Regions from separate parts of the Mus musculus genome. Here region 1 is linked to region 2. Evidence: chromatin loops called from intact Hi-C (ENCODE). Cell type or tissue: heart. All regions are shown on one strand. Each heading gives the region's core, and the rest is flanking DNA. Links, peaks and the distances in the headings are about the cores only. Region 1 holds the start of Pebp1 (phosphatidylethanolamine binding protein 1). Region 2 holds the start of Wsb2 (WD repeat and SOCS box-containing 2).

Region 1 (10,256 bases), core at 2,822-7,821, 71 kb before region 2:
GACCTCTGGAGGAAGAAACGACAGCACCTCCCTGTGGCCAGCAGATCACAGCCAGCTTACCTCAGAGGGCTTTCACCCTGCCCAAAGCCAGACACAGGAAGGAAATACCCGCAGGTCTGAATGCAATGCCTTTTTATTTGTACTTGACAAGGAGGATCAACACACTCGGCAGCTCAGGTGACTTTTGCCTACCCCACTGAGAAGCAAGGGGCTTAAGAGGGTCTCTCTCCACAGCAGCACTGTTCTTTAGACACTTGATACCTACGCAGCCACCTGATCTGGACAGTCAGGGCTCAGCTAAGATGGGAGTCTTGAGTTGTCTCAGTTGGGGGACAGGGCCCTTAAAGACCCCACTGTGCCCGGTTCTGGACAGTTTCCTTGTTCAACCACTCACAGACACCACCAGCTCCAGCTCTCCTCTAGACCTGATCCTGGCGGAGTGCTTCCTTTTTCAGAGTTGCTTTTTTTATATCAACAACAGAATGACTCCATCAGAACATTAGACCCCTCCCCAGACGGAACCTAAACTCAATCAAACAGAACCTGGGATGGGACTATCCAGAATCGTGACGGCTGGCAGCAAGAGGGAAGACACCCTAAACCTCTATCCTAGCACAGCTAAGAACTCCCAATGAGAGGGTAGCAAGGGGGCGGGGGGAAGAGCATGCTTTACACAACTTAACAAGGCTGTGGGGGCCCCTGTGCAGCACCCCTACTTCCCTGACAGCTGCTCGTACAGCTTGGGCACATAGTCATCCCACTCGGCTTGGTAGCACGTGCCCGCCACCGGGGCTCCCAGGTTATACTTCTTGCGGAAGGTCTCCACCTTGAACTTGCCGCGATTGTCTCCAGACTTGTTGCTGAGAATGGGCTCGTCGCAGCTCAGCGGCTGTTCCTGCTCGTACACCAGCCAGACATAGCGGTGGAGACCTGCAGGGGAGGCAAGTACCAGCCAGCCAGTCAGTCAGGGTGGGGGTGCAGGTGGGGGTGGGAATAGGGGTGCGCTCCGCTTGGGACCGCTCTTGCCTAACATTCACAAATCTTCAGCCTGGTTTTCCCTCACAGCACAGCATAAATCAGTGTAGTGGTGCACACCTGTAACCCCACTTCTTGGATCAAGAGTTCAGGATCACTCTCAACTACCCTGAAAGTTCAAGGACAGCCTAGGCTATGTGAAATATGTCAAAATCGTATGGTTCTTAATGGCTTTTTAAGAAGTTAAATACGTGCCAGGCATAGTGGCGCATGCCTTTAATCCCAGCACTTGGGAGGCAGAGGCAGGTGGATTTCTGAGTTCGAGGCCTGCCTGGTCTACAGAGTTCCAGGACAGTCAGGGCTATACAGAGAAACTCTGTCTTGAAAAACCAAAATAAAAACCAAAAACAAACAAACAAAAAAAGCTATTTACAAGTATGAAAACATAATGAGAGAGAAACGGCCACCATCCATCAGAGTGCTCCACAAAGAAGTGCAGTCCCACACCCGTGTCGCTAAGCTGCCAGGCTGCACAGACTCACAGCAACCTTACCCGGGCTATCAGAGTACAACACAGCCATTTCAGCGGACTCCAGAGCAATTCCTAGACCTAGGGCATCTATGCAAGCACAAAGAAGTACAATGGAAACCCCTGCCTAGGAATACAGAAAGCACACAGTGCCTCTATTCATAACACCCACATCCTGGCTACAGCCCAAGGACCCAGCGAGAGGAAGGCTGGACCGTGCAGTCCACAGTCACAGGGAATACTAATTGATGAAAGGGAACGAACTCGTAACCCAAGCCAGCATCAAGATAAGTCACACTGTGAACGCTCACCAGATACCACACCCCGCCCATCCTGCCCATAGGCACATGGGATCCAAAGCGACCCATGGAGACCCATATCAGAAAATGCTGAGCTCCAAGAGGGCAACAGGGACCAGGCCACCTCTAAGATATTCAGGGTGGCAAGAAGAGCCTCCATCTTCCTGGGGTGTCCAGATGTGTGTACCTCAAATCCTCTGCCTGAAACCTTCTGAGCCACCAGTTTATCAAGCAAGCTAAATCTTCCAAACACCTGAGAGCTGCTAGGGTTTTATTCTTCAAAACAGAGCACAGCTCCGACTCCAGAGAACTGCTCTACTCCCCAGTGCCTCCTGCCTGTAATTAAATCACCTGCTTTTGTAGGTGCCCTGGAGAACCTTAAAGAGTCCCCAGGAAACTTATCTTTCTATTCTCTGATGAACACTGAGAGGCCTGGAAAGCATCTGGAAGCCTCTGGGCCGACAGACACAAGGTGAGCCGTGAGCAATGGCCCTTTTGTCCTTAGTGGACACTAGTTATCCCAGTCAGTTCTCTGCAGGGCAATGCACGGAAGTTGGCATCCTGCCAAGCGTCACCCACCACCACGGTGGCCTTGTTCCAGTGAAAGGAAAACGTGTATAACAAGCAACCGGCAGTAACTGTGTCTCCCACCAGCTTTGGGGTGCTTATGAGACTTTGGGAGCACTGTGGGGCTGGACTCTCATGTTCCATGTCAATACAAAACACAGAAAGACAGAGTATGTGTGAATGTGACTGTGAGTGAGTGTGAGTGTGAATGTGTGTGTGTGTTCAATGTGTCTCACTACAGTCTTCCAAGTCTTTTCAAAGTACCCAGACACATTTTGGGGAGAAAGGGAGAGTTATAAAGAGATATGAAAGGCAATCTTTGGCACTAGTATGAAAAGTGTTTGCTTCTTGTTCACAGGATCAGAAACTTCCATGATCACCCATAGCAGAGATTACATAGAGATTAGAGGAGGCTCAGAGAGCCCACAGAGCCCCCAGCAGCCCACTGCAAGCCTCCTGCAGCCCTTCCTGCCCTCTGTGCCCAGGACACTTGCCAGCCTGGCGACAGAGACCTTGTCTAGTATGAGGCCCTGGCTTTGATATTTCAAATCCACCACAAATCATTTACAGACCTAGCTCTCTCCGAGTCCCAGAAGTGGTTCTACAGAGGGCCTACCCAATCAGAACCAAAGTTCTGGCACCCACATCCTACAGGCTGACTGTCCCAGAAAAGACTTGCCTGAGGGGAAAAACAAGCAGGATTCTGCCGTCCTTACAGTAAGGCTTGGAAAGAACCCAGTGGTAGCCACCCCCGCCCTGCCTCATTCTCCCCCCCATCCCCCCCCCCCACACACACACACACAGCCTTTACTTACCTGTGCCACTGGGAGGCCCGGAGCCCACATAATCTGAGAGGACAGTGCCACTGCTAATGTCATTACCCTTCATGTTGACCACCAGGAAGTGGTGCCACTCCCTGCGGAGACAGAACACGAGGGGCTGTGAGCACCAGACACCTAGGACATTCTCAAGCTGGGCAATAACAGGCAGATGATACACTGGGAAGCCACAAGCAAGCATGAGGGCCTCACACCAAGAGACCCTGTTCCGGGGGGAGGGGGGCTGAGGTTGTGGCTCAGGGGGTCTCAGCCTGTGCTGCACGAGGCCCAGGACTTTCTCCCCACCACTACAAAATGACTGTAACCCCAGGAGGTCCACGCATCCCTGTCCAGCAGGGACTTCCGTGTCCGGATGATAGATAGCCTCTCCCCATCTTTTCCCCAACTGGCCTGAATTTGGGATCCTTCCTGCTGGGAGCATCGGGGTCTGTGAGGACCAGGGTGTAGAGTTTCCCAGGATCAAGGCCGTCCCATGAAATGCTGCTGGGCCTGTTCATAACCTGTAGGAAGGAACCAGTGTGGGGGTAAAAATCTAGAAATGCTCTCAAAACTCAACACTCTGCCACCTTATATTCCCAAAAGGTAAAACATGAGGGTTATTATTTTTATTCCTTTCTTTTACTACCGAGACAAAAAAAAAAATAGTTTATAGCAGTTTCACCCATGCAGATTAGTGGTAATTCCTAAGTATGGCCGCTACTAAAAGCCTGAAGCTTGGAGCTGGAGAGAATGCTGGGTTCCAAGAACTCTTGCAAAGGGTAGACATTTCCTGGCACTCCTGTGGGGGGGGGGTGGGGGGGTGCAACTCCAGCTCCAGGGGACCTGATGCCTCTTCTGACCTCCACAGCTCCCTGCTCTCTCACACACACAGCCACACACTCGCACATAATTAAAAACACAAAACCAATCTTAAAGAGCCAGGAGTCTAAAAAAAAATTTTAATTAAACAAAACAAAACCAGATGTGGTGCACGCCTTTAATCCCAGCACTGGAGAGGCAGAAGCAGGCAGATCTCTGTGAGTTCAAGGCCCGCCAGGGCCACAACTGAGTGAGACCCTACATGTAACACACACACCAAGCCAGCCTCGACAAACACTTGCCCACGTTATTAACAGAAAGTGGTGAGACAAGGAAGTCCGACGGTGGCAACGGGTCCTCCTCCACAACCTCACTGAGGGTCCCGAGCTACCTAACGCCTTTAAATATGGTGGCCAACGGTCCGCTTGGGGCCAGCTGAGGAGTAATCCGCCCTCGGAAAACGAGAGCGGCCAAGGACACGTACAAAGTTTGGGACAAGGGAGACCGGCCAGGGCTCCGAATGGAAACCTTCCAAGTCACCATCTCAAACCCTGCGCTCTAAATATATAAAGAGAACGGTTAGACCCAGTTTCTCTGAGCTTGGAACCGCTCTTGAGCGTCAGCATCCCACCCCCACCGCCACCCCCAGGAGCAACACAGGTTAATGAGAAAGCGCTGGCCCCGGAATCATTAATAAAGTGCGGGCTGCTCCCTGAGGAGGTGATTGCAAGCTCGGGACATTAGAAGGTTACAGAAGAGGCTTTCGGCTGTCGGGTGACGCTCCCGTCCGGTATACAAAGGCTGAGCTCGAGGCCTGCTCCGCCCCGCTGTCCCCCGGTCTCCCCGGCGGCGGGCCCACACCGTACCTGGGTGGGCGTTAGCACTTTGCCCAGCTCGTCCACCGTCACCCCGGCGTAGTCGACCCGCAGGGCGTGCTGGGGCGGCTCGTCCACCTCCTGCAAGCACAAGGGCCCGGCCCACTGGCTGATGTCGGCGGCCATGGCGATGGAGAGTTGGAAGGCACGCGCACGCCGAGTCCCGAGCGCTGTTAACGTAAAGCGCTTGCGCAGTTGACTGCCGCCCCGGGACCAACCGCAGGTCGGGTCACGCCCCTTCGCTCTCTGATTGGCTGAGCCGGAGCTGGGCGGTCCGAGCGCCAGGGTCACTGCGAAACTTCGCGGGTTGTGCCTGCAGGCCAGTGCGTGCATGGCTGTGGTGCAGATTAATGTTGCGGCTTCTCCTTTGCATTTGAAGGACTCTCTGCCCCATTTCGCAGTTCCCGGAGATAAGGCCATGCTTTCTCCCTAGCACTTCTTCAAACGAGCCAGGTTTCTTCCCTGCGTTATCTTTTGTTGTTGTTTTAAAAGTTCTTTAAATGCCAACGAAATTCAACCTCCCGGGAATCAATCAGTGTGTTGGTTGGGCTTAACCGCGGAGTGCAGGTGACTCCATAGCAGCAGTTCTGCAAGTTCTGCACAGATGATGGCCTTCCATCGCCGCCTAAATGCCCACACCGGAAACTCTCATCATTTAACCTTCCAAATGTTGTGCCTGTAAATTTGGGCAGAATTGCACGCACATGGTTGAGAGGAATGGCTGGATCTTGGTTGAGGCTTCAATGACAACTCTGCCTCCTAAGAGTGAATGTTGATAGACTACAAGCCCCATCTTCACGGTGCCTTCAAGTAGCAACTGCTGAGATCCTGAAGGGCTGGAACAAGACCTTTTACAGACAGTGTGACTTTACAAGACAAAGTGGAATTCAGGTTGCCAGTCGTTAGCTTCAGAATGTGGGTATCTCCTGGGGGGTTCCCAGATCATCCTAGGGGTCCTGAAAGAGATATTGAAAGTGTGATTGACAGGACCAGACTGAGGGTAAGCAAAGCTGGACCGGCCATCGCCAACTTTGCAGTTAGATACCAGCAGCCTCCCAAGACTGGAAGTAGTCAGAAATGTATGAAACTAGGTTTTTACAGTGTGGTAGCTAATAGAATACTCTACCCTTCAGGGACGATATGATCCCGGATTTGTTTGTTTGCTGGTTTGGGGTGTTGTTGTTATTGTTATTGTTGAGACAGGGTTTCTCTGTAGGCTTGGCTGTCCTGGAATTCGCTCTGTTGACCAGGCTGGTCTCCAACTCAGAGCTCTGTCTGCCTCTGCATCCTGAGTGCAGGGGTTAAAGACCTGTGCCACCACACCCAGCTCTCACTGATTTTTTTCACTTATTTATTAATTATATGTGGGGGGTTGGGGGAAGATACTGGACATGCCTGCAACAGGTCCAAGTATAGAGGTCAGAGAAAAAATGTGAGAGTCCACGTCTCCTTCTGTTGTACCACGTGGTGCCAGGGATGGACCTCAGGACTCTTGTAAGCTCCAGGAAACCCACTCAGATCTACATCTCATGGATCAAATGGACTCCATCCAGAAAGTACCCCTGTCAATCAATAGCCGAAGTTCCCCACCTGTTGAGTATTCTAAAGGGTGGGATTCCTCCCCAGGTCCCTAATTTTGGGATTCCCCTCCCCTAGCCACCAAGAACATGGGCCTAAGTGTTTCAAACTTCGAACCTCTATAACTTTGTTTTCCCAGGTATTTGTTACAGGGTTGAGAATCTGACTAAAACAAAAATACTGGGGGCTGCTGAGATGGCTCAGCAGGTAAGAGCACTGATTGCTCTTCTAAAGGTCCTGAGTTCAACCGCCCATGATGAGATCTGACGACCTCTTCTGGTGCATCTGAAGACAACTACAGCGTACTTATGTATAATAATAAATAAATTTTAAAAAAAAAACAAAACTCGGGGCTGGAGAGATGGCTCAGCGTTTAAGAGCACAGACTGCTCTTCCGAAGGTCCTGAGTTCAATTCCCGGCAACCACATGGTGTCTCACAACCATCTGTAACAAGATCTGGCGCCATCTTCTGGAGTGTCTGAAGACAGCTACAGTGTACTCACATATAATAAATAAATAAATCTTAAAAAACAAAAACAGGGCTGGTGAGATGGCTCAGCAGGTAAGAGCACCCGACTGCTCTTCCAAAGGTCCGGAGTTCAAATCCCAGCAACCACATGGTGGCTCACAACCATCCGCAACAAGATCTGACTCCCTCTTCTGGAGTGTCTGAAGACAGCTACAGTGTACTTACATATAATAAATAATAAATCTTTAAAAAAAAAAAAAAAAAAACAAACTTCTCAAAATTGCATATGAGCTGGGCATGGTGACATGAGCCTTTAATCCCAACCTTTGGGAGGCAGAAGCAAGCCATTTTCTCTCTGTGGCTTTTCAAGGCCAGCCTGGCCAAGTTCCAGGCTAGCCAGAGTTACACAGTGAGATGCTATCTTTCAAAAGAAAAAAAAAAAAACCCAAAAAGATAAAAACAAAAATAAAAATGTGCATTGAAAATGGACAGCCAGGGCTGGAGAGATGGCTCAGTGGTTAAGAGCACTGACTGCTCTTCCAGAGGTCCTGAGTTCATAGCCCAGCAACCACATGGTGACTCACAGCCATCTGTAATGGGATCTGATGCCCTCTTCTGGTGTGTCTGAAATATAAAATAAACAAATAAAATCTTTAAAAGAAAGAAAGGAAGAGGAAAAAGAAGCTGGACAACAGATGATTAAGAGGTTAAGAACACTTAGTGCTTTTCCAGAGGACCTAGGTTTGATTTCCAGCATGCACGACAGACAGCTAACAGCTGCCTATGTCCAGCTCCAAAGAATCTGATGCCCTCTACTGGCTTGTGTGGGTACTGCACACACACACACACACACACACAAAGAACAATGTTCTTTTTTTAAAGATTTATTTATGTATTTGAGTACACACTGTAGCTGTACAGATGGTTGTGAGCCTTCATCTGGTTGTTGGGAATTGAATTTAGAACCTTTGCTTGCTGCATTCAACCCTGCTCACTCCATTTGGCCCTGCTCGCTCAGACTCAAAGATTTATTTATTATTATATATAAGTACACTGTAGCTGTCTTCAGACACACCAGAAGAGGGCGTCAGATCTCATTACAGATGATTGTGAGCCACCATGTGGGATTTGAACACAGGACCTTCATAAGAGCAGTCAGTGCTCTTACCCACTGAGCCATCTCACCAGCCCAAGAACATTGTTCTTTGAGCCAGTTGTGGAAGACTATATCTGCAACACTAGTTCTTAGTAAGCTCCAATAGGAGAAGATTGATTCTAATTCTAGCCTGGGCTATATACACTGTTTTTTTTTTTAATGTAAAAATAACACCATTTTTATAAATTTTTCAATTATTTTGTTTTGTTTTGTTTTGTTTTTTTCAAAATAGGGTTTCTCTGTGTAGCCCCGGCTGTCCTGGAACTCACTCTGTAGACCAGGCTGACCTGGAACTCAGAAATCCGCCTGCCTCTGCCTCCCAAGTACTGGGATTAAAGGCGTATGCCACCACTGCCCGGATTCAATTATTTTCAAAGTGTGGGTGCATGTTCATATGCGTGTGTGTGCGCACACATGCACACAACAAGCCTTTGTAATATCTGAGGAAGCCAGAATAGGGCATGAGATTCCCTGGAGCTGGAGTTACAGTCAGTTGTGCACCTTCCAAAGTGGATGCTAGCAAGTGAACTCTCATCCTCTGAGAGAGCAGTGGGTGCCTTAATTGACCAGCCATCTTTCTGGTCCCTAAAACATTTATTTTAAATCAATTGCCTGATGTGAATGACTTGTGAATTGTATGGTCTGGAGTTAATTGTTGAATATAGAGGTTTCTCCTTTCCTTGCTCGTTCACCAGCTCGGGAGGCTGCTGAAGCTGTAACCCCAGCAAAGAAGTCTCCATGTGGCCCGCTATGGGGAGAGAGTGGCTCTGAGCTGTCTCCAGCATCTGGGACAGAGAGAGCATCAAGGAAGTGACATTGCCTTGCTTGAGCTGAAGAGCTGGGTATCCCTGTTTATGTGCATGTGTGTGTATGCAGGAGCCTACAGAGGCCACAAGAGGGAGTCAGAGCTCCTGGAACCAGTTTGTGGGAATCCTCCTGTTTCTCCAAAACCAGAGACATGCCCTAAACCTCCGGGTAAAGATATGGAGGTGACAGGGGTGGGGTCTAGGGAGCCTCTTGCAACAAGCACAGACTCTCAGTGCTGGCTGGTTGTTCCCAATACTATTCAGTATGTTGTCAGTCAGTTATGTGCTACTATAACAAATACCCGTGACAATCAAATTATCAGGAAGAAAGGGTTAGCTGTGCTCTGTCTGTGATCAGGTGTTCCCACTGCTTTGGGGGTCTGCAGTGACACAACCCGATGTGGCAGACAGTGAATATCAGGGCAGATGAAGAGAGAGAGAGACAGAGACAGAGAGACAGAGAGAGACAGAGAGAGAGAGAGACAGAGAGGACCAGGGTTACACAATTCCCTTCAGGAGATATGCTACTAATGGCATATGGGCTGCGATCCCAGCCTCTATCTAGCACATTGGCCCCTGGGAGCCATTTAAGGTAAAAATGATGAAGCCAGGATGGAGGGTAGGGTGGGAGTGGATGGAGAGTAGAGGTAGAGAGTCAGTCAGTGTTTGGCTTATTTGTTGCTCTTGCAGAGGACCTGGGTTTGGTTCTGAGCACCCAGTTGGCTGTCTGTAACTCAGACCTGCCTGTAACTGTCTGTAACTCCAGTTGCAGGAGAGCTGACTCCCTCTTGTGACTTTTACAGGTTCCTGCACATAAACTCATACAGGCCTGTGCACAGGTGTGTGCGCACTCACACACACAGTGAATATTAAAATGAAAAATATAGGCCTAGGATGTGGCTGGAATATACAACATCCACTGCGGAAAGCAGATATAGTGGTGCACCTCAGAGAGCCCTCTGGATGTAAAGGCAGGTCTGAAGTCCAAGGTCATCTTTGAAGGACTACTATGGGCTACAAAAGGCGTGGGGGGGGGGGGAAGGGCGTGGGGTATTAAAATTATAGCATGTGTTAAAACAAGTTGGGGAGCAGCAAGAGAAAGATTGATTGATTGATTGATTGATTGATGTGTATCCAATGCCTGTGTGCTTTTTCTGGGTTGTCATCTGTCGGCTGGTGCGTCCAGCCTGGGATTTCATTAGGCTCTAGTTGTGGGTAGACGCCCTTAAACCTGAGGACTGTTTTGATTGGTGGGTGGGGTATGACTTTCCTTGATATGGTTGGTCAGCCAAGCGGCTCCTCCCCAGGAGTATTGCCTCTGTGCTTCAAGGGAGGTTTCAAAGCTCTGTGTCCTCTGGGTGTGT
Region 2 (10,256 bases), core at 2,190-7,189:
ACAAGAGTTCCTGAGTTTGTCTGCAACTCAGAGGCAACTTTAAAAGAGAAGTTAGAGGGGAAGCGGCTATCTGGGAACATGGTGAATGTTTGGTGAGATCACTCGGTGCTTCCCGTAACTTCCTCTTATGTGCACACCTGGCGGTAGGAAATACTTGAGGGTTTTTTCCACTAGCAAATGAGAGCTTCAAGGGCTTGGTGCCGACCGCTGTTCTCAAGCCCTGGCCAGTTACCACTGTCTATTTTATCAGCCTGTGTGCACATTTATAAAGGGGCAGTTCAGTTTGGAGCCCAGGCACCAAGGGCTTTGTTTTAAGGCTTTGTTAAAAACTGGAGCCCACATCCCTTCTTTCCGTTGATGCCATCCATACCCAGATCTCAAGGCATATGTGTTAAATGCCAAAGTACAATTTGTGCATTGGTCTTTAAAAAAATAATTCTTATCTGCATGTATTAGTTAACTGATGAACTCCACTTGTTAGAACTGGGAAGAAAACCACTTCATGGTTGTTGTTTTTTTGTTTTTCCGAGACAGGGTTTCTCTGTGTAGCCCTGGCTGACCTGGAACTCACTCTGTAGACCAGGCTGGCCTCAAACTCAAAAGATATAGAAGGTATCCTCCTCACTGGGTACAGCAATCAAACTTCTCACCACAGAACTGGCTACCAGCTACTGCAAAGAAAAACTGCAGATGGGTCAACGTGGTTGACCTTACCATTTCGTAGGAAAAAAATTGGGAGAAATTAGTTCTAAGGTTATACATTTTTAAGACTTTGGAATAAAGTTACTTTTTAAAAAACATACATTTCTATGGTCTTGATTTATGCCTCCCCAGTGGGTGTAAAGAGTGGGGGTTCAGACTCATGCCTGTAATCCCTGCACTTGGGAAGCTGAGGCAGGACTGTGTGGGATTGACTGAGTGCAGCCCAGGCTACAGAAAGAGACCTTGTCTAAAGAAACATCAGCGCTAACTAGCTAGCTAGCCAGCCAGGTGACTCAACCTGTAAAGGTATTTATTTCCAAGCCTAAATTCAATCTCTGGAACCCACATGGTAGGTGAGAACATATTCCCACAAGTTGTGCCCTGGTGTCCACATACATGCCACGGGATCTCTCAACTAGCTGCGCTCGCGCGCGCACACACACACACACACACACAAACAGAAGATACGTAAACGGGCATTTAAAGAGCCATTTGGAAGAAAAGAGCTGTAAAGGTGGTTTTCTTTTGTCCCCGTTACCACTTGACTTGTGCACGCTGAATGCCTAAGTACAGTAAAGGACGTAGCTCACCAATAGAGTGTTTATTTAACTATGCATGGGTTCAGTCTCCAGTGCCTTAAAATAGAAACAAACCAAACCATTAAAAATGAGACCCTAAAGACAGCAGGAAATGGCATTTGGGAAATGAAGCACAGGAAGGAGGAGCTGGAGGGATGGATGGCTCGGTGATAGCGCTGGCAGCTCTGCAGAGGACTGAGCTCAATTTCCATTGCCCACAGGACCGCTCACATCATTTGTCCATCAGTTCCAGGGAATCCCATGTCCTCTTCTGTTTTCTTTGGAGACCTGGAAAGTATGTGCAGGCAAAACCACCCCTCCCACACAAGTATGCACACATGTATACACACACACACACACATGTACACACACACCCCTAGTGGTGACATACTAGGGACAATACCGTTGGCCTCCACAATATATTCACAAAGAACACTGATGAGAAAATGGTAGAGATGGGGGAAACATGACACGTTAAAAAGAACTGGGAAATAGTGGAAAGTTAAGTCTGGAGAATAGAATTGGGATCTAAGGCGATCAGGAAGGACATCAGAAATAAAACGGGAACCCCGGGGCTGAGTAAGGGTGAGGAACAAGCCATTAAAAAAAAATGCCTTTAGATATCGAGTGTGTTAAGGGAGGCTGTTAAGTAAGAATGAAGAACGAGAAAGGGGACAGGGAGGTAGAAAACGTGTGTGTGTGTGTGTGTGTGTGTGTGTCCTCAAAACAGACAACTGATAAACCGCGGGTATCTTCTAGGAGACCTGAGAACTGGGTCATGAATAGTGTGCCTGGACTAAACGCTAAGTGGAAGAGAGACGCATACAAAGCAAGAATGTAGAAGCAAGGTTCCTACCGTTCCAGCTCAAAAAACATGGGAGAGCAGACTTAAACCCATCACTTTTCCTTCCCTGGCTCCACATTACAAAGAGATCTATGACTCAAAAGGGAAGGAAATGGGGACATTGAACTTGGAGAAAAAAAAGTCCAGGCTGGAAACAGGAAAAGGGACTGGAGCGACCTTGAGTGTGGGTGGTGGGTGGGGTGGTGACAGGACACTACCAGGGGATTACAGAGCCCATGAGAAAGTCCAAAGCCAAGGAACAACTACAGGAACTACTTAAAACCCCTTTTCTCCTACCCTGGCTCCAAGTTAAATCCACCCGACACAAACAGGACCAGGACCCGAGGCACTAGCATCTGAGGACACGAAGAGGGAAATCTCGGGGTGTGTGGGGGTTAACCTTGACCTCCTCTCCCCTTAGTTCCTCCCCCTTGGCTTTCCCAGCATCCCTCCCGCTGGGGCCGTTGTCAAGGCCAGCATTTCAGCTCCCGCTGGGATCCCCAGTTCCCTGCCCCCCAGCCAGCATCATGACCCGGGCAGCTTCCCTGAGCCTCGAGCGAGCGAGCAGTCCCTTAGGTTTCTCCACGACACCCCCAGCCCTTGCCCGCCCCACCCCCATCTCTACTCGCTCCAATTTTAGGTTTCCACTTTGGATGCTCTCGGAGACCCCCAACCCCATCCTGCCCGGGGCTCCCCTGCCCCCTTCTCTGTCTGCTCTGCCCAGTGTTCCCCCCCACCTCGGGTCCCCTTAGCCCCGCTTCCTCCGGGCTCCGCGTCCCTTTAGTCCGGCGTTCCCTCCCCCCCCCCGCTCCCCGCCCCCCGCCTCCCGCCTCCGTCCCCACAGCTCGGCGTCCCCCTCGAAGCTCCGCGTCCCGCGCCCGCCGCCCACTCCGCCTCCGCCCCCGCATCCCCAGCGTTTCCCCTGCGAGCTCTCCGCCCCGGCCCCGGCCCCGCCCCCGCCGGCCGCCATGTGACGGGAAGCAGCTGATGGCCTCTGCGGGCGGCAGCGGCGGCGGCATTGGCGGCGGTGGTGGCGGCGGCGGGCGCGGCCGCGGCGGGGCGGGCGCGGAATGAAGGCCCACGGCCCTGGGGGCTGAGGCGCCCGCCGCCTGGGGCGGGCCGCGCGTCCTCATGGAGGCCGGAGGTGAGTGCGGCCGCGGCGGGGCGGCGACCGAGGCGGGGAGGGCAGCTTTGTTTCACTTTCGCTGTCAGCTGCGGCAGCCGGCCTCCTGCCACCGCGGGGACCGGCCGCCGTCCCTGAGCGAGCCCACTGGACTGGGATGGCTCCAGAGTCCCCGGGTCGCCTGCGCCATGGCCGGGCTTCTGGCCTCAGCGCCCATCGCGGCTCGGTAGTAGCTGCGGCCGCTGGGTGGGTGCCTGGGAACGGGGTGGGGCCCCGGACACTGCCCCGGGGTGACACGTAGGTCCCGACACCCTAGTGGGTGAGGTCCACAGCTGTCACCACGAAAGCTCAAAGTGAGAGCACGGGATGAACTTGCTGGCCGCCTGGAAAAGCGCAGAGATGCTAGGGATGGCTAGACCTGCAGCCCCTCGGGGCTTCTCCCTGGAGGGCTCTTGTCCCAGCGTCCTGATCACGGAATAGTAGCGTGGGTTGGGGACCTGGGGGAGGGGGCTGTCGCCACACTCCAGGGTCCCCAAATACCGGAGCTGAAAGACAGATTCCGTAGGGGGATTTTAAGAGTCAAGGCCTAGGGCTCAGACTTGTTCCGGTGAAGTTGAAGCTTCACCCAGGTCTGGAGGACTCGGATGCACCAGAGGGCTGGCAGGGCCGGATGGGGTTGTTGGAAAGGCAGGTGTTCCCTGGGGTGGTGTCCCCTTTGCATTTAGGAAATGACATTTCTTTGTTTGCAGGAGCCAGGCTTTCAGGGAAAGGTGTCGCGGCAGCTCCTCTCCCGGGTTTCCATCTAGATTAAAACCTTTCAGTATCTTCCCTATAGAATTCTGTTTAAATGGCCCCTACTGTTTTCTTCTGTGACTCTTTTTATAGCTTCCGTTTTCGTTTCCATTGATGCCTCAAAGTTGTATCTCAAAGCAATCTGTGACCAGACCACCTCCCCCCCCCCACACACACACTTTTTTTTTAAACCGGAATCTTTTCCAGTGCAGAGTTTTTCCCTAGTGATTGACGTCTGTGTGGTAGGCGGTGGGCAGAGCTGTTGGGAGCTACCAAGCTACTGTTAAAAAGGCCAGACACTAGGCCAGAGTTTTACTCTCTTTTCAAACTGAATAATGTCTATTGTAAAAGGATTACAGTAGAAAACAGTAGAACGGTGGTTACAATTAATTTATTCATTCAACAAATATTTATTATCTGGTATGTGCCGGGCACCCTCTGGGTCCTTGCTGGCCCAGAGTAATATAATAGCAATATGTAATTTAAACGTAGACACATTAAAAAAAGGCAACAGTTGAAATTAAAAAGGATAACGTATCTAAAATATTTCAAGTTTAATTTATGCCATGAAACAAAAATTATAGGAATGTTTTGGAGACGGAAGAATTTTTCTGTGTGGGCGTTTTAACTGCCAGTTTGTCTGCACCACGTGCTGCGTGCAGTGCCTGAGGGGGCCAGAAGAGGGCGTCGGAGCCTTTGTACCAAGTTACAAAGAGTTGTGAGCCTCCAGGTGGTTCTGGGGATGGAACAGCAAAGCGGCTCCTATGCAGCTGTAACAGCTGAGCCATCGTTACCGCTAAGGCTTTACAGTGTGGTGTGTGCTTTATAATTTTTAAAAACTATTCTTAGATTTACTTTTTTATATTTTATGTGTGTGTTTTGCCTGCATGGATGTCTGCACAATGCATGCACCTGGTGCCTGCAGAGGCCAGAAGAAGGCATCAGATCCCTCGAAACAGGAGTTACAGACAATTGTGAGCTACCATTTGGGTACTGGAAATCCAGCGCAGGTTCCTCTGCTAGAGTAACGAGTGCTTTTAACTGCTGAGCCATCTCTCCAGTTCCATGTATTATATTCTTAAAGATTGATTTGTTTATTTCATGCATGTGAGTACACTCTAGCTGTCTTCAGACACACCAGAAGAGGACATCCAATCCCATTACAGATGGTTGTGAGCCACCATGTGGGTGGGTGCTGGGAATTGAACTCAGGACCTCCGGAAGAGCAGTCAGTGCTCTTAACCACTGAGCCATCTCTCCAGCCCCGTATTATAGTCTTAATAGACTTCCACAGTTCAGGGGTTCAGTAACTGCTTATGGCTGGTGACTAGTGACAGACAGGCAAGGTGGTTTGAGGAGGAAATAGACCCCAGATGCATGCTAACCACAAACTCAACCCAGAATTCCCTAGTGTAAAGAAAGCTAAATGACTAAAGCTAAAGGACAGCGACTTAGTCACCCTGCTGAGTTAGCAATGTCACCAAGAAGGTGACATGGACACAGAGCGCTGATTATTATGATGGAGCAGCCAGTCAAAACTCTCCAAGCTGGCCTGGAGAGACCAGAGTTCAGCCATTAAAAGCTAGGCTCACAGCCAAAAAATATGAGAGTTTGGTTCCCAGCACCCACGGCTGGGCAGTCTCTCCAGCCACCAAAACCAACCAACCATCCAAACAAATCTCTCCAAGCTGACAGCTCAGCCTAGCAATGCAAAGATCCCTCGGCAGGAGGAAGGATTACCAAGCTTGCTGCCAGCCATGCTCCTGCCTCCACCTCTGTTAAAGGGGCTTTCCTTGTGTGGAAGAGGCTTTGATAATCCTCCTCCCGTTCTGCCTGTTGTACACATCCCTTGTTTAGTTGGGAAACCTGGAAGGGTTAGGGAAATGTCGGTCAAAGGTTACAGAATCTCCTTTAGCTAGGACAGTGACTACAGTTAATAACAGTTAGGTACTTGGAAACTGCTGACAGGTTTTTAAGAGAGTCCTCCCCGAGAAAAATGCGGAGAATGTGAAGGGGTGCGTACGCTCATTAGCTTAATTGAGCCCTCCTCTCCCTGTATGTTGGCTTTCCCACTTATCCGTACGTCACGTGGTGTCCAGAAAGTATGCGGGGCGTATTAATTTACCAAAGTCCTGACCCAGCCGCGGCGGGCCATGCAGGTACTGTCTCAGATGAAGCTGGATCCTCCCAGTTCTGCTTGGTTTGTTTGGAAGTGCTGTACGAATTACAGTTTTGTTTTCCAGTTGCCAAGTTTAGTTTGGGCCCAGACTCCAGGAGACTGGTGTCTTCTTTTAGAATCTAGATTCCTGACCTGAAATAGCAAAAGATGAAACCCCCCAGACCCCAGAAATAGAGTGTGAATTCTGGGCAGGGCTAGGGTTTGAGAATTCCAAATGAACAGTGGATGCCACATGCATCTTGGTAGTCCAATGGGCTCCACTTCCTGTGTATTTAAGAGGTATTGCATGTCTGTCACGAGTATCTCTTGGTAGCCTGACCGCTTGCTTTGGGAACAAACAGACAAGATTTGCTGCTGTGAGCAGACCTCCTAGTGCCTGGGGCGGGGCCGGGGGTGAGGCCGGAGGGGGGGGTGGGGGTGGGGGAGTGGTAATGACCTCAGTAGTCAGGAGTTCTAGAAAGGAATTAATGAGGAGTTGTGAAGGCCCTTGATTACTGCCTGGAGGGAGGAGTCCTTTGAGGCAGACACAATGAAGATAAGGTGCAGCCTTGGAGAGCTGGTGCAAAGTCCAGAGGTTGGAACTAACTGAGCTTAGTCAAAGGGGCCTGATCGTGCTGGAGCTGAGGGTAGGAACTGGGTAAGAGAGACTGCAAGCTAAGAAGTAAGAACAGATGAGAGGAGTCAGAGCAGGCCCCAGAGAGCAGTGAGAAGATTGCCTGGTAGGCCCGGCAACAGGTGCTGCTGGAGAGATTCAAGAAGTAGCCACGGGGCTGGAAAGGAAGGTTAGCGGAGGCTTTCGGAGACAGACTTGATGGGACTTGACTGTGAATTTGGTCTGGGCAGAGAAAGAAACAAGGGCTGAGCCTTTTATTTTGTGTAGAGCGTCATCCGTGCCATGCCATTGTTATCAGAGGAGAGGGCAATGTGTGTGTGGGAGGAAGTGAGTCAGGTGCAAGTGTGCCAGAGGGACACAGTTTTCCCAGCCTTATCATGTTGACACGAGGCCAGAACATGTTCATATCCACAAAGTAATGCTCATGCAGACATGTGTTTGCACATCTCTGGCAGGAGCCATGTGAGTCTATAAATACACACACACACATACACACACACACACACACACACATATACATACAGCAGTTTAGGCTTAATGGATTAAAACCTATATCTCCATTTTTTTCTTTATAAAGCCAAGATGTGATGTACTCAGATACTAATTGAAATCTTAATTTCTAGCAACATGTCTTATGAAATATGGTGTATCTGTTGGTTCGGTGAGATCACTCAGTGGGTTTTCAAAGCACTTGCCACAAAAATTGGTTTAGTCCTTCAAGCTCGTGGTAGACGGAGAGAAGCGGCTCCTGGCAACTGTTCCCAGTCCTCTTCCTACACATGCCCTGTGGCATTTGCTTCTGCCACCCATACACAGTCATGCAAATCCTTAAAGAGACACATCCAATTTCCTATTATATACATGGTAGAAAACATGTGCTTCATGTGTGAGTCATTACCTTCTGTTTCACCAGGATCATGCTAACCTTGGATTGCATGGATTATGTGACAGGTTATTTATTTTCCAGCCAGTGAAATGAGCCAGTTCAAGCCAGATTAGATTATATTAAAGGAAGGTTTATTGGGAAGCTGCCCTCCAGTGGGCGAGTTCACTGGCCCCAAGGATTGAGGGTGAGGGAGAAGAGAGAGACAGAGACACCCCAAAATGTCTGGATTATATAGAGAAGGGCAGTAATGATCTAGGGGAAGGGCAGTCAGGCTCCTGGGCTATCAAGTTCAAGGTTGGGGGCAGGGTATGCCAGGTGGGGGCTGAGGGAACTTAGGACAACCTGGAGGCCAGGTCTGCTTTGATACATAAGACATGCATCTCAGTGCCTTGTTCTGGGGGTGGGAAACCACACATTTCGTGCACCTAGAAAGGATGCTTGCTGTGCCTCTAATGAGGAAAAGTTTCTCGTCCTGAGGTATATGCCGATTTCTTTGAGGCCCAAATGTAAGAACTTACATAAAAGCAGGCTGGGAAATATAGGAAATATAGCTTGTTTAAATCATTTTCTGAGGAGTCTTGGAGAGGTAACTCAGTTAAGAGCATTGGTTGCTCTCTTAGAGGACTTGGGTTCAATTGCCAGGACCCGTGTGGTGGCTTAAGTTCCAGAGGATCTAACTCCCTTTTCTTGACTTTATGGACACTATGCATACGGTACCAATGTACATGCTGGCAAAACCTCATACACATAACATAACTTTTAAAAACCACATTATTATCCCAGAGAGCGTTAAATCCCAGAACTACTGGAGTGGGTTGTGCACAAACGGTTGAGACCCCTCGTTCTTCAGGCTCTGACTTAGAAGTTGGCCATGGCGTTTAGAGGACCTGTGGTTGGGTTGAACAAACACTGCCTACTCCTAGGAGATAGATGGAGCTTTCAAGAGAGGGAGGTGTAGTCATCTTGGTGGTGCGGAAAATGCTGAAGTGTCAGCCTACAATAGGTTTGGGCTTCTTTCCTTTTGATAGTAGGAAGTTGGGGTGCTGCCTGTCAGTAGACATAAGTGCAATTCTTAGAAAACGAACTGGACGTGATTGAAAAAAGGGGCTTGGGCTTTGCAGGGCAATGACCTAGGAGGTGGCTTGCTGGAGGGCTTAGTGCTGGGGTGTGGCTGCAGACCGGGCTCAGGCAGCTGGGAGCCTTGGGATATATTGGCTGTGTTTTCAGCTTTGGCAGGGTCCCTGGGGATACAAGAATGGCTTAGTAGTCACTTAGATCAGGTTAAGCCAGGGCTAAGGGGACTGTGTGAAGAAGGAAGTAGAGCCAGTAAGAGTGTTCTAGAAGGAAGTGATGAGGGATCTGGGCGTGAGAAGGAACCCTCAAACTGAAGGCACCAGGTACCTTAAGAGCATTCATTGGGGACACAGTTGCTTCTCACTTTCTTCCTGCTTTGGCGTTCACAGGAAAAGGAGACTTCATTCACCAAGTCCTCACCACAGCAAGGTAGCTCTGAGTCACACAATGGGAGGGTTGCCGCTGAGTAACCACCCTGGAATGTAGCCTGTGGCTACCGTTACTGCCCTCCTCTCTCCCTCGGTCTTGGGCAGACAGCAGCTTCCCCAGTCTGGCGGTCACCTGTGTTCTGAAGTATGATCTCTCCTTCCCCAGAGGAGCCGCTGCTGCTGGCTGAACTCAAGCCTGGGCGCCCCCACCAGTTCGACTGGAAGTCAAGCTGTGAGACCTGGAGCGTGGCCTTCTCGCCAGACGGTTCCTGGTTCGCCTGGTCTCAAGGACACTGCGTGGTCAAGCTGGTCCCCTGGCCCTTAGAGGAACAGTTGTAAGTCTTTCTACCATGGGGAACGTAGGAGGCCCGTGGCAGGGAGCTGGGCACTTTCCCAGGCTGCTCCCTACTCTTTGGGAGTCTTTTCCAAGATTAGGTGGGCAAAGTCTGAACAGCTGAGGGCTTGCTCGTGAGGACCGAGCACCCCACAGTCTGGACACAGGGAACCGGGTCTGTAGAGAGTGTGTTGGCCTGAATCTTTGAACAGCTTTATTGAGCTAGAAGTGATACCCCATACAGGTTGTCCACGTGAAATATATAGCACTAGCTGTGCTCGGTGATCCTGTAATCAGTACTAGGGAGCTGGAGGCAAGAGGACCACCAGGTGGAGGAGAGCCTGCACTAGGTGTAACTCCACCTCAAAGAAAATCTACAGAGCTGTGCACCTGCTACCAGAATCCGTTCTCGAGCACTGTCACTTCCTCAGAGAGACACCTGTCTCCATTGTCCTCCATGGCTTTGACCTGGCAACTACTGTGTTTTGTGCCCTCACTGTGGGCTCACCTGTCAAGGGCTTTTTACTTGGATGTTTCTGCATGGGACTCTCTCAACACAGCTACAAATAGTGCCTGGCTCTGTGTGTGTGTGTGTGTGTGTGTGTGTGTGTGTGTGTGTGTGTGTGTGTGTGTGTGTGTGTGTGCACGTGTGTACACGTGTGCGTGCGCTCACCACCGTTCACTTCTGTTTCCTGCGCAGTGA

What was found. Hi-C counts contacts between places; a loop is a spot of excess contacts. Peaks named below come from ENCODE experiments on the same cell type or tissue, not always from the same donor. Only the 100,000 strongest peaks of a DNase experiment are listed, where the experiment ranks them.
Region 1: a loop joins it to region 2, with 7 times the contacts of the local background. A loop is called at or near these places in 3 of 42 quality-filtered maps.

The regions. Positions count from the first base shown.
Region 1 is chr5:117,282,536-117,292,791 of GRCm38, forward strand. It overlaps Pebp1 (phosphatidylethanolamine binding protein 1), which reads right to left and starts at 5,029. Exons shown (of 4, transcript NM_018858.2): 1 at 4,874-5,029; 2 at 3,600-3,709; 3 at 3,186-3,286; 4 at 116-930. The coding sequence starts at 5,008. The coding sequence ends at 713. In heart, for the core only: CTCF peaks have their summits at 5,198 and 7,748 (motif pointing left); DNase peaks (open chromatin) are centred at 4,456 and 5,106; H3K4me3 peaks cover 2,386 bases; H3K27ac peaks cover 2,016 bases.
Region 2 is chr5:117,354,206-117,364,461 of GRCm38, forward strand. It overlaps Wsb2 (WD repeat and SOCS box-containing 2), which reads left to right and starts at 3,100. Exons shown (of 9, transcript NM_021539.5): 1 at 3,100-3,268; 2 at 9,386-9,554. The coding sequence starts at 3,256. Gm42012 (a long non-coding RNA gene) reads right to left here and starts at 2,655. Exons shown (of 2, transcript XR_878716.2): 1 at 2,422-2,655; 2 at 1,285-1,568. It overlaps Vsig10 (V-set and immunoglobulin domain containing 10), which reads left to right. Exons shown (of 10, transcript NM_001033311.3): 10 at 1-801. In heart, for the core only: a CTCF peak has its summit at 4,708 (motif pointing right); DNase peaks (open chromatin) are centred at 2,596, 3,086, 6,166 and 6,596; H3K4me3 peaks cover 3,357 bases; H3K27ac peaks cover 3,955 bases.